Linked DNA regions of Homo sapiens: region 2 is linked to region 1. A link is a loop called in an ENCODE intact Hi-C map of the cell type or tissue named here. Cell type or tissue: PC-9. All regions are shown on one strand. Links, peaks and the distances in the headings refer to the core of each region. The heading gives the core; the rest is flanking DNA.

The links. A loop is a pair of places that touch in the nucleus more often than their neighbours do. Peaks named below come from ENCODE experiments on the same cell type or tissue, not always from the same donor. Only the 100,000 strongest peaks of a DNase experiment are listed, where the experiment ranks them.
Region 2: it touches region 1 in a loop (2.1-fold over the local background); 2 of 110 quality-filtered maps call a loop at or near these places.

The regions. Positions count from the first base shown.
Region 1 is chr4:163,046,175-163,051,554 of GRCh38, reverse strand. No RefSeq gene overlaps it. Among named protein-coding and RNA genes, the nearest start is that of MIR4454, 45 kb to the left of the region's middle. In PC-9, for the core only: a CTCF peak has its summit at 2,914 (motif pointing left); no DNase peak of the experiment used is centred there.
Region 2 is chr4:163,172,954-163,178,333 of GRCh38, reverse strand. LOC105377517 (a long non-coding RNA gene) reads right to left here. Exons shown (of 3, transcript XR_939414.2): 2 at 313-457. Among named protein-coding and RNA genes, the nearest start is that of NAF1, 8.8 kb to the right of the region's middle. In PC-9, for the core only: no CTCF peak of the experiment used is centred there; no DNase peak of the experiment used is centred there.

The DNA.
Region 1 (5,380 bases), core at 248-5,247:
CAGACAGATGCTGGGTCTACATCTGTGTACTTCAAACACACTGAAAGCATAAAGTCAGGCTAAGAGCACTTGATGAATGGAAGAGGCAAGGAGAGATGAAAAGGCTGTAAATACAGAAAGAGTTACAGTACAGCAGGTTCTGGAAACCATTTGGTTGGAATACATTTAAAGGATCCACATGGCAATGGTAACGATGTCTTGCCTAATATCCAGCCCTGGGAAGCAGATAACTTCAAAATATGCCATGTCATTTCAACTGTGGTAATAGAAGTCATTTTGCAACTCTTAAAGTCCATAGAATACAAGAAACTGAAGCAGAATTCACTGTGGTTTTAATTCCACATTGCTTTATGGTATGATCTACCTTGGCTACAATACAAAATTTCTAGACAAAATTTTAGATGATACTTTGTTATCACTGCCTCTTAAATCTATTCTTGTCTTTATATACAATAAATTAATTTTAAACTGAAGCCACAGTTTAATCTCTTACTTCTAGAGGAAAGATGCACTTCCTTTTGTTAGGTTGTTTGACTAAAACAACCTAAAAAAAAAAAAAAAAAAAAGCACGTCTTGTGACCAGCCTGGCCAATATGGCAAAACCCCATCTCTACTAAAAATACAAAAATTAGCTGGGTGTGGTGGTGGGCCCCTGTAATCACAGCTACTTGGGAGGCTGAGGCAGGAGAATCGCTTGAACCCGGGAGGCAGAGGTTGCAGTGAGCTGAGATCGGGACACTGCACTCCAGCCTGGGCAACGAGAGTGAAACTCCATCTCAAAAAAAAAAAAAAAAAAAAAAAAAAAGGACCTCATTTTAGATTAGGTTTTCTATACCTCAGCAATATGGATATTTAGGCAGGAAAATATTTTGTTGTGGGAGGCTGTCCTGTGCAATGTGAAATATTTAGCAGCATGTCAGCCTCTGCCCACTAGATGCCAGAAGCATCTCCCCCATCAGGTTGTGACAACTAAAATGTCTTTGGACATTCCCAAATGTCTTCTGGCTGCAGTGGAGTGGTGGTGTGTGCAGCAAAATCGCTCCTACTTGAGTCACTGCTCTAGATTCTGGTCCTATAATGTTATTTTGTGGAGTCATGTGATCCTAATTCCTAGCAGCATTAAAAGGATGTGACTGAGTGGTGAACTGTAATAAACTCAATAGCTTCAACTCTTGAAAAATTTAGAAACAAAAGATAATTTTTAAAAAAGTAAAATTCACAATTATTTTGGCAACCAAGATGGAAAGATGCTTTCATATGAATGACTTGATCTTCAGGCATTTGGTGCTTTACTTGAATATGGCTATGATTATAAAATTTCATTAGCATGCTGCCTTCAATGCTTGGTGTTCACTGAATAATTACTTACCACTGGGGGTGTTTTACCTGGTGATTCTAGCTGGTAATGTGCTACCCAGGCTTTCATTGCTATTATATGTGTATCATATTAGCTTTTACTTTCTTTTTTACACAAAAGACCTGCATGAATCCCACACTGTAAGAATTAGCTTTCCTTTTTACACAGTGAATGTACTGAGACCCCCTGTTGGTACAAATAGGCCTAGAATGGAACATAATTTGGCATTATGTTAAGTGCTGCCATTTCCAGGATGGTATAAATCCTGCATTTAGGAGGGCTTCTTTCTCAATGAGAAAGTGGCACAAATGTTTACCTTCCAGCAGGTATTTTTTCACATTCATTGATTCAGGATTTACTGGGCACTATAGTGCATACGGCGCCAACATACTACCTTCCCTCAAATTATTTACACTTTAGACAGACTAGAAAAATGACTTAATTGTGTGGGAAGGTAAATTACAAAGCAGAACAATGATATGAGAGTGGCTGAGAGATTATATGCAAAGAATTTTTAATAGGGTGCTCTATGCACCATAGTATTCTCAAGATAAAATCTAGAGGGGAGAGAGATCACTGCCGGATCTTAGATTACCATGTATATTTTCATCTAGATCATTTTGAAAGATGAATAGGAGAAGGAAGAGCTTTTCAAAAGGGTAAAATGGTATGGGCAAAGCACAAAAGAAGCAATCCAATTGCGTATTTGTGGGGGATGATATGTAGACCATTCCGATTTGCATCGATATTTTGTGTATGGAGTAGAGAGGTTAATTAGAACAAGGTTAGAGAAGGTTTTACAATTTTGGTTTCATTTTTTCTTTAGGAAAAAGGGGAACACTTTTGATGCTTTTAAACGAGGAGGATAACTTAAATAAAGCAGTGTTTGAGGAAAATGGATCTGATAGTAGTACTTAGTGAGGACAATGAAATGATACAGCCATGGCAAGATCTTTGTATCTCATGTCAACACCAACCAGAGAGCACCCATGATGGAAGAAGCACTGAACAACCAAGAGAACGAATGGCTCAGCCAGTTGACCCTACCAGCCTGGGTGATTGGCCACACCAGCACTGGCCCAGTGGGCACAGAAACAGTGACCTTGTTGGCAGAGATGGAGACCATATATATAAAGTCCAACAGCACAGGTCCCCCCTAACTATAGCAGTCCCCCTTTATCTGTGAGGGCTATGTTCCAAGACCCCCAGTGGATACCTATAACTGTGAATAGTACTGAACCCTGTATATACTCTGTTTTTTTCATATACACATGTATCTATGATAAAGATTTGTCTATAAATTAGGCACAGTAAGATATTAAAAACAGCACTAAGAAAATAGAATAATTATAACAATATACTGTAAGGAAAGTTATGTGAATGTGGTCTCCCTCTCTCTGTACCACAGGCCACGAAGACCCTGGAAAGCAAACTTGCACTTAAGGGACAACTGCTGCACATCTGATCTAGCCATTGCCGCTGCCAAAAGTCCCAACTGCCTACAATGGTAACTGATGGGGAGGACCTTGGTCTTCAGAAGATGAAGCAGCCACCTGGTGGCAAGTGGGCATCATTGCTCTTTTTCTACCCTGAGGAGAAACAATTAATTTTGATGGAAATATGTTACATTTTTCAGCTCCAGGTTTGCCTTTCCTACTTTTGGGGCTTTAGCCAAAACCCATATTCAAGGGCTGACATGCGTCTGATCCATTGATATGGTAACCCATGCAACATCACATCAGAGAGCCTACTTAACAGGAAAGGAGGTTTACCAATGAAAATATGAACCAAAAGGTCTACAGGTTCTGTCACATACTATACCACCCGGGACCTGCAGGGATTATAGAGCAATGGCATAGTTCATGGGAGGCTCAACTGAAGCACAAGCCCGATATGATGCACTGCAAGATGAGCTGCCATCCTCCAGGATGCAATATGCAAGTTAAATCAAGGACTAGTGTGTGGTGCTGTGTCTTCAGTTGTTAGAATACATGGGTCTGGGAGCTAAGGGGCAGAAGTAAGCATTCTCCTGCTAACTATCATCTGTACTTTCTAGCGCCACAATCATGGCTTCTGCAGATTTAGAGATCCTGGTTCCCAGAGAGGGAAAAGCTTCTAAAAGAGTTACATGAAAAGTTGCCAGCTTTAAAGAGCATTCATCATCCTGGCAGAAATAATACACCCAGATTATCAGGAGGAAGTCGTGGTGTCATTACACAGTGGGGGAATGGAGGCATCTCTTTGACATCTAGCTATCCACTTGGTTGTCTCTTGGTACTCTCTTGCCCAGTTTTCAGTGTAAATGGGTATAATAGTCATTGCCTGAGAAAGAACTGGTGGCCAGAGGCTGAGAGCCTGCAAGGATGAGGATTTGGCTCATGCCCATCAGGTGAGCCACCTAGTCCAGCAGTGGCACCAGCTGAAGGCAAGCAGGATCTAGAATGGATAGCAGGGAAAGGAAAAGATGAGTAATAGTCGTGAGACTCTGTGCGCGCTAGAGTTCATCCCACAAACCTCCCCGTTCTGTTTCTTCCCAAGAAAAGAGGACTATCAGAATCCTGGAGGAGCTGTTTCCTGAACTTACATGAAGTGGATCTGAGTGACCAAAGAGTAAATGGCATTAGATGCTGTGATGCACTGTCCAGTTCCCCTTTCAGAACCGAAGGACTTACTCTCCCAGCTGCTGGGAATGATGCCTGCTGATAATGATCAATTATTGACCTTCTCCTGTTAACTTACCTCAACAACTCCCTTCCCCAGGGCAGCCTGAATCCAACCCATGGTTGATGTGGAAGTGGGGGCTGGGGAGAGGATTATACAAGTTTGCTGTCTCAGTCATCCCTGAGAAGCCTGAGGAGAAAAAAGTTTGATGTCTTTGTCTCAACTCAGGAAGTCTCTGAAGGGTGATTCCAGCTGTAGAGTTCCTTATTACAAGTGTACATCAGTAAAACTTTTTCCTCTGCAAATACAGCTTCCTCTCCTTCCCTTCTCATCCCAAAAGTTGATTCTAGGAATATGTATGAAGTTGTAATACACTTCTTGAGCACTATTCTACATCTCAGAGTTCACCTCCTGGGAAGCCAGCTATGACAGTTACATTCTACTTCTCTACTACTCTGTTTGCCTTTATTATAATCTGCATAAATTTTTACAATAGCCCTTTTATTTCCCTCCCCTACCCCCATTCAGGCTTTAAAATAGGCCACATATCTAATGAAATTATACTGCTGTCACATTTCATTTCTCTAAAGATAGCTTTAGCACAGTCGCCTAGAAAATTGGTGAAAGACTGTTCACTTTTACACATTTAACTGTGAAATCAGGTGATGATTTACATAACAGTAGGTCTCCTACTTTTAGAAGCTTTGGAATTGATTAGATAGTAACTTTTCACTCAAATTTAGCCACAAGTTGTAGGCAGTGACTGATGAGGTGAAAATGTAGATAATTCTCTCACTGTTTTCTTTCTTTTGTAATATTTGTAATATAATTTCTCCTCAATTATTGATCCAGCATCATATTTTCCTCCATAAAACACATCTATCCCCTCAATTGCATAGGCTTAACATGGTTTTTCTTTGTGTTTTTATATGTGTTTCTTCTCCTGAATTCCAGAGTAGCTATATTTGAAAGAAGACAGAGTCATATAAATATTGAGTGTATTTTGTATATGAAATCGCTGTTACTGATGAAATATACAGAGAGAAAGATAACACAGCTTTTCACATTGAAAGTACAAATAAAAATTAGGAAGGAATGAGTTGTTTTACTATTTCTATCTCATACTCTCATAGACATAAAAATTATAATTTTTTGCAGACATTACCATATTAGGTAAATAAATTTTCTTCATTGCATTCCTTTAACAGCCAATTTGCAAAATCAGAAATAAAAAACCTACTATTATGAATGAGCATACACAAGAAGTCTTTGACTTTGTTTTCTATTTTTACTTCATCTTAAGGCATGTTTCCATGTGCCAGTTTTAATTTCTTTTTTTAAGCACACATAGAAATAAGCTGA
Region 2 (5,380 bases), core at 252-5,251, 130 kb before region 1:
TGTCCAGAATTCCACTGTGCAGCTGCCACAGTATATAGTCCAACTGCAAACAGTGGAGTGAGCATAGCAGTTCCTCCAACTGTAATGCAGTAAATTATTTAAAATTTTATTCACCAGGATATAGAATTTCCCCCTGTGAGTCTATGAAGCTACAAATGTAACCCCACAGATAGTCAGTCTCCCTGCAAGTATGCGTCAAAGAGGAGTTCTAATATCTGGTGGCAAATCTCAAAGGGAAAGGTGGAAATAACTGAGAGTATCTGGTAGGACGAAGGTGGGACTAAGTAGAATGAATAGTCCTCACTCATTTACTTATCTTTGGTGATTCTCAGCTTGAGATCCCCCATTTCTTCACAGTGATATTGAGGGTGTTCCGAGCTGTCAGGGACTTCTCCTTCAGTTCTTCAAGGCTTAACTTGATTGTGATGTATCCAGGAGTTGATTCCTGTAACTTTTACTGCCGAGGGGGTAGAAACAAGAACAGTGTAAGGTCCCTCCCAACTTGGGCTTAAAGATGGAGAGAGAGAGGAATGAGCCTTCACCAGTACTAAATATCCTGGGTTAAATAAAGGTGGTCCTGTTTCCTAGTGTTGGGCCACCTCCACTAGTTGGTTAATTCCTGTTGGAAGTGAGCTAGGGAGGTTACATGCTTAACCAATTCAAGGTTTCTTGGTCTAATAGGAAGTCATTTGTAAGGAAAGGCTGTCCATACAGCATATCGAAAAGGCTCAAGTCTGACTTTGAAGGGATACTTCCTACCTGTAGTAAAGCTATGGGAAGAAGAGTGACTCAAGGAAGGTGAGTTTCCCTGGACAGTTTTATGAGGTGTCTTTTGATAATGTTGTTTTTTTCTCTACCTTCCCTGAGGACTGGGGCATCCAAGCACAATGGAGATGATACTGTATGCCTCGAGCCTTTGGCCCTCTGGGTGACAGCTGTTTTAAATGAGGGGCTGTTGTCAGTTTTGAGATGCTTAGGTAGGCCAAAGCAGGGAGTTATTTCATTAACTAGAACTTTTATTACCTCAGAGGCTTTTTCTGTACAGCATGGAAATGCTTCTACCCATTAGTGAAAGAAGTCCCACCTTTGCCTTTGGCATGTGGGTGAAGTCTATTTACCAGTCCTGCCCTGGATAGCTCTCTATTCTTTGGGTTTGAGGAGGAAGGAGACGTTTCTTGAGGGAATTATTTTTAAGCCACACTATTTGACTGTTTTTAGTAAGTTATCTCCTGAAAACAATCTCTGGGCACACTGATAAGTTTTATCCTTTCCCAAGTGAAAAGTTTGGTGAAGAATTTTAAGGACTTTCCATTGTCTAGGAGGTGACAAGTGGAGTTTGCCATTCTCTGGCTATAGCCATCCTAAAGGCTGGAAAATGTACCTCCAAGTGGCCCACTCTATCTCTTCAGAGGAGTACTGAGGCTTCATTGCTGTTACGGAGCCTTCCCAGACTAGAGGGGCTTTAAGTGTGTTGATGCCCTGAGGCTTTCTTGCTGCTGACTTGGCTGCCTGATCAGCTAACTTGTTTCCTTCCGCTGTTTCATCTATTTCCTTCTAATGGCCTTTACAATGCATCACTGCTACCTCTCAAGAAAGGAAAACCGAGGATAATAACCTGTTAACTTCCTGATGGTATTTTATAGGGTACCTATTAGCAGTTAGAAAGTGCCTCTCCTTCCAGATGGCAGCATCAGCATGGAGAACTAAGAAAGGATACTTAGAATCAGTGTAAATGTTAGTTACGTTTCCCTTGCTTAATTCAAGTGCTCTTGTAAGAGCTGTCAGCTCAGCTAGTTGAGCGCTTGTGCCTGGAGAGAGGTGCACTTTCCATAACATTATTCAGAGTGACTACTGTGTATCCTGCCTACTCACTCCTTGTTCTACAAAGAAACTCTCATCCATGAAGAGGGTCCAGTCCGGATTTTCTGGGGCAGTCTCCTTGAGATCCTCCCTGGCTGCATAGGTCTGTACCACAATGTGTTCACCGTCATGTTCAGATTCCCCAGTTTCCTTGGGGAGGAAAATGGCTGGATTTGGGTGAGAGCAAGTTCTTAGCTGAACTGCTGACCCTGCTAACAGCAGAGCCTGATATTTAAGGAGCCGGCTGTCTGTTAGCCAAAGGCTTCCCCTAGGGGACAGCAATCCTTCTACATTGTGTGGAGTGTAAACAGTTAAGCCATTTCCCAGGGTTAATTTGGTGGCTTCTGCTACCAGATACATAAAGATTGAGGGCCCTCGTCGGGGAAGGCTGAGGGCTGGTGCCTTAAGTAGGGCTTGCTTTAACTGGTTAAAGCCCTTTGGGGCTTCAGTTTCCCAGGTCAGGAAGTGAGTTTTAGCTGCCTGAGTTTCTTCATGAGCTGACATAGAGGTCGGGCTATCTCACCATACCCAGGTATCCAGTCTGCAATATCATGTAATGCCTAAAAATCCTCTTAGTTGCCTGAGGGTCTTGGGGAGGGGGAAGGAAGAAATGGGCTTAACCCTTTCTTTCTCTAATGCTCTGGTTTCCTCAGACAGCAGTAAACTCAGTTACTTTACTAAAGTCTGGCAAAGCTGGGTCTTAGATTTTGAAACCTTGTATCCTCTGTCAGCTAAGAAATTATGAAGAGCTTCAGTGCCTTCCTGGGAATCTTCCTCACTTGGGGCACAGAACAGAAGATCATCTACATATTGCAAGACCTGGTCTGAGGATGAGACAGTGCCTGTCCAAACAAGTGAGGACTGTCTCGAAATCCCTGAGGCAGCACCATCCAGGTTCACTGGGAAGTTTGGCCAGAGGGATCCTCAAAGGCAAATAGGTATTGAGAGTCAAGATGTAACAGTGTGCAGAAAAAGGCATCCTTTAAATCTAGGACTATAAACCATTCTGTTCCCTCAGGTATTTGGATTACCAAGGTGCAGGGATTAGGAATTATCAGATGAATTGGGACTATGGCTTCATTAATGAGGCAGAGGTCCTGAACTAGTCTCCATTCCCCATTGGATTTTTGCACTCTTAGTATCGGGGTATTTCAAGGACTGTTACAGGGTTTGAGGAGGCTTTGCGTTTTCAGGTTATTATTATGGTTTCTAGCCCTTTCCTAGCCTCTGGCTTTAGGGGATATAGTCTCTGGTTAGGAAAAGAAGTGGGATTTTTAAGGTGGATCTAAACTGGCCTATCAGTTTTAGCTCGACCTATTCTTTCTTGAGCCGCCTACACTTCTGGATTAATATTGGCTTCCATTAGGGGAATACAAAAAGTCTGTCCCAGGGCCATGAGGATGCTAGTCCCTATGCAGGCTAAAATGTCTCTACCTAATAAAGGAATGTGACTTTCAGGCATGATCAAGAAGGCATGTGTAAATAACAAGTCCCCCTGACTACAAGTAAGGGGTTGAGAGAAAAACCGTGTTAGTCTTTCCTATAACACCCACCATGATTGTGCTATGGGAAGAGGGGAGGCCTGGATTGGAGAGGAGAACAGAAAGACTGGCTCCAGTGTCCAGGAGGAGGTCCGCCCTCCTCCCTTCAATTTCCAGAATCACCCAGGGCTTCTGAGCAGTAATGGCAGTTTCTGTAGTTTCCTTCTAATATCAGGAGCTGCCTGGATAATAAACTTGTCCTTTAGAATGAGCTATCCCTCAATTGAATCAGGGGACAAAGAGGTGTGTTTTACTAGTGCCTCTCTCACCCTTTCCATGAGGGCTGAGGGATTCTCATCTGGCTTGTGGTCTATTGTGGACAACTTAGAGTAATTAAGTGGTTTGCCCCTAGTTCTTCTAAGGCCCTCTAACACACACATTAAAAGGCGTTTCCTTTTCCATTAGTCTATGGGGTCACAGGGAGTCCAATCAGGATCGTCAAGAGGTATAGCCTCTCTTCATATTGGGAATGGTTGTTCTGTTATTTCCTCACCTTCTATATCTCCCCTTTTCCTTTTTGGCCTACTATAAGAGATATGTTTTTCATCTCCGAACTTCTCTGCTGCCTGCAGAGTGCCACTTTTTCAGCTGCAGTGAGGGTTTGGCTTAGAAACAGCATAACATCCCTCCACGTGAGGTCAAACACTTGAGTTAAATTTTAGAAGGCCTCTATATTCCTATCAGGGTCATCAGAAAATTGGCCCAAGTCTCCCTTTATTTGCCTAAGGTCCTGTAATGAGAAGGGAACTTGCACCCTAGTGGTGCCCATTCCATCTGGCATTTTTTGTAGGGGTCAGAGTGAAGATGGGGCAGTGGAGAGCTTTGGAGATGGGGGAGCTGGAGGAGCCAGAGGAGCCAATGGCACAGTCACAGGGCATCCTGGATAAGGGGGACAGGAAGAACTGGTGGGGCACTTAGAAGTTGCCTCCAATGGCTCCTTAAAAACTTGCTTTTCTGACTTAGTCTACTCTCTACAGACTTGCCCAATATGGCCATCAAGAGGGCTTAGTCGATTGTGCAATGCTTGCAAAGGTCTGAGTTGTCTCTCAAGGCAAAGAAAGCCTGTACATAGAGGAGCTTGGGCCACTTGCCCTCCCATCTACAAACAAGGTCTAATTGTTGGATAAGATTAAAACCAAGGCTCCTTCAGCTGGCCAGGTCTGTTCATTTCCAAGATAGTAAGAAGGCCACGCCCTTGTGCAAAGGAAAATGAGCCACTTTTTCTTCAAAGTCTCAAGGTCAAAGGAGTTCCAGTGCTTCAGAATGTACTCCAGAGGAGTGCAGGCCAAAGATGGCTTGTTATCCATTTAGAAAAGAGACAAGAGGCATCCCTCAGTCTCCTTGTTCTTTTCAGTGTGACCCAGGGTGGAGGGGAAAGACAGTGGGAGCATCACCCCAACTGTTCTCCCTCCTTGGTTCCTGGGTCCTGGCACTGTAGTGCCACCCATAGTTGCAGGTATGACCCTCAAACCATGGTACCACAGAACTAAGCAATGGGGCTAGTCACACTACTAGCCCATGTGACCTTAGTCCTCTGCTTGGTGATTACCCTTTGACCTCCTAGACTTGTGTGGTCTGCATGACTCCTTGATGGATGGGTCTCGAGAGAGACTATGTAACAATTGCATTTGGGCAAGACCCCTTAATGGAGGGAGTATACTGGATTGAGCTTTATAATCTGCTCTTATGGACCAGATTAGAGAATTTATTCTTAGGTAGTGGTTCCAGTTAACTTCGAGACACAAAATCCCCTTTCTATTTAGATGCCATTCTAGTTGTAGGCAGAATAGGTGTCTTAAGAGAACATAAAGGTCAAATGGTAGCCTTTCTGCTAATGGAGAGAGTATTGAGATTAAAATGTGGTTTTGGAGGACATTTTTCTCCTCACTGCTGAAAGCAGAGTTCTCCCGCTTGCAGAGGGGGCAAAAAGTTTGGTCTCTAGCAGAGGGAAGCAAAACAGAAAAGAACTGGAAAATCTC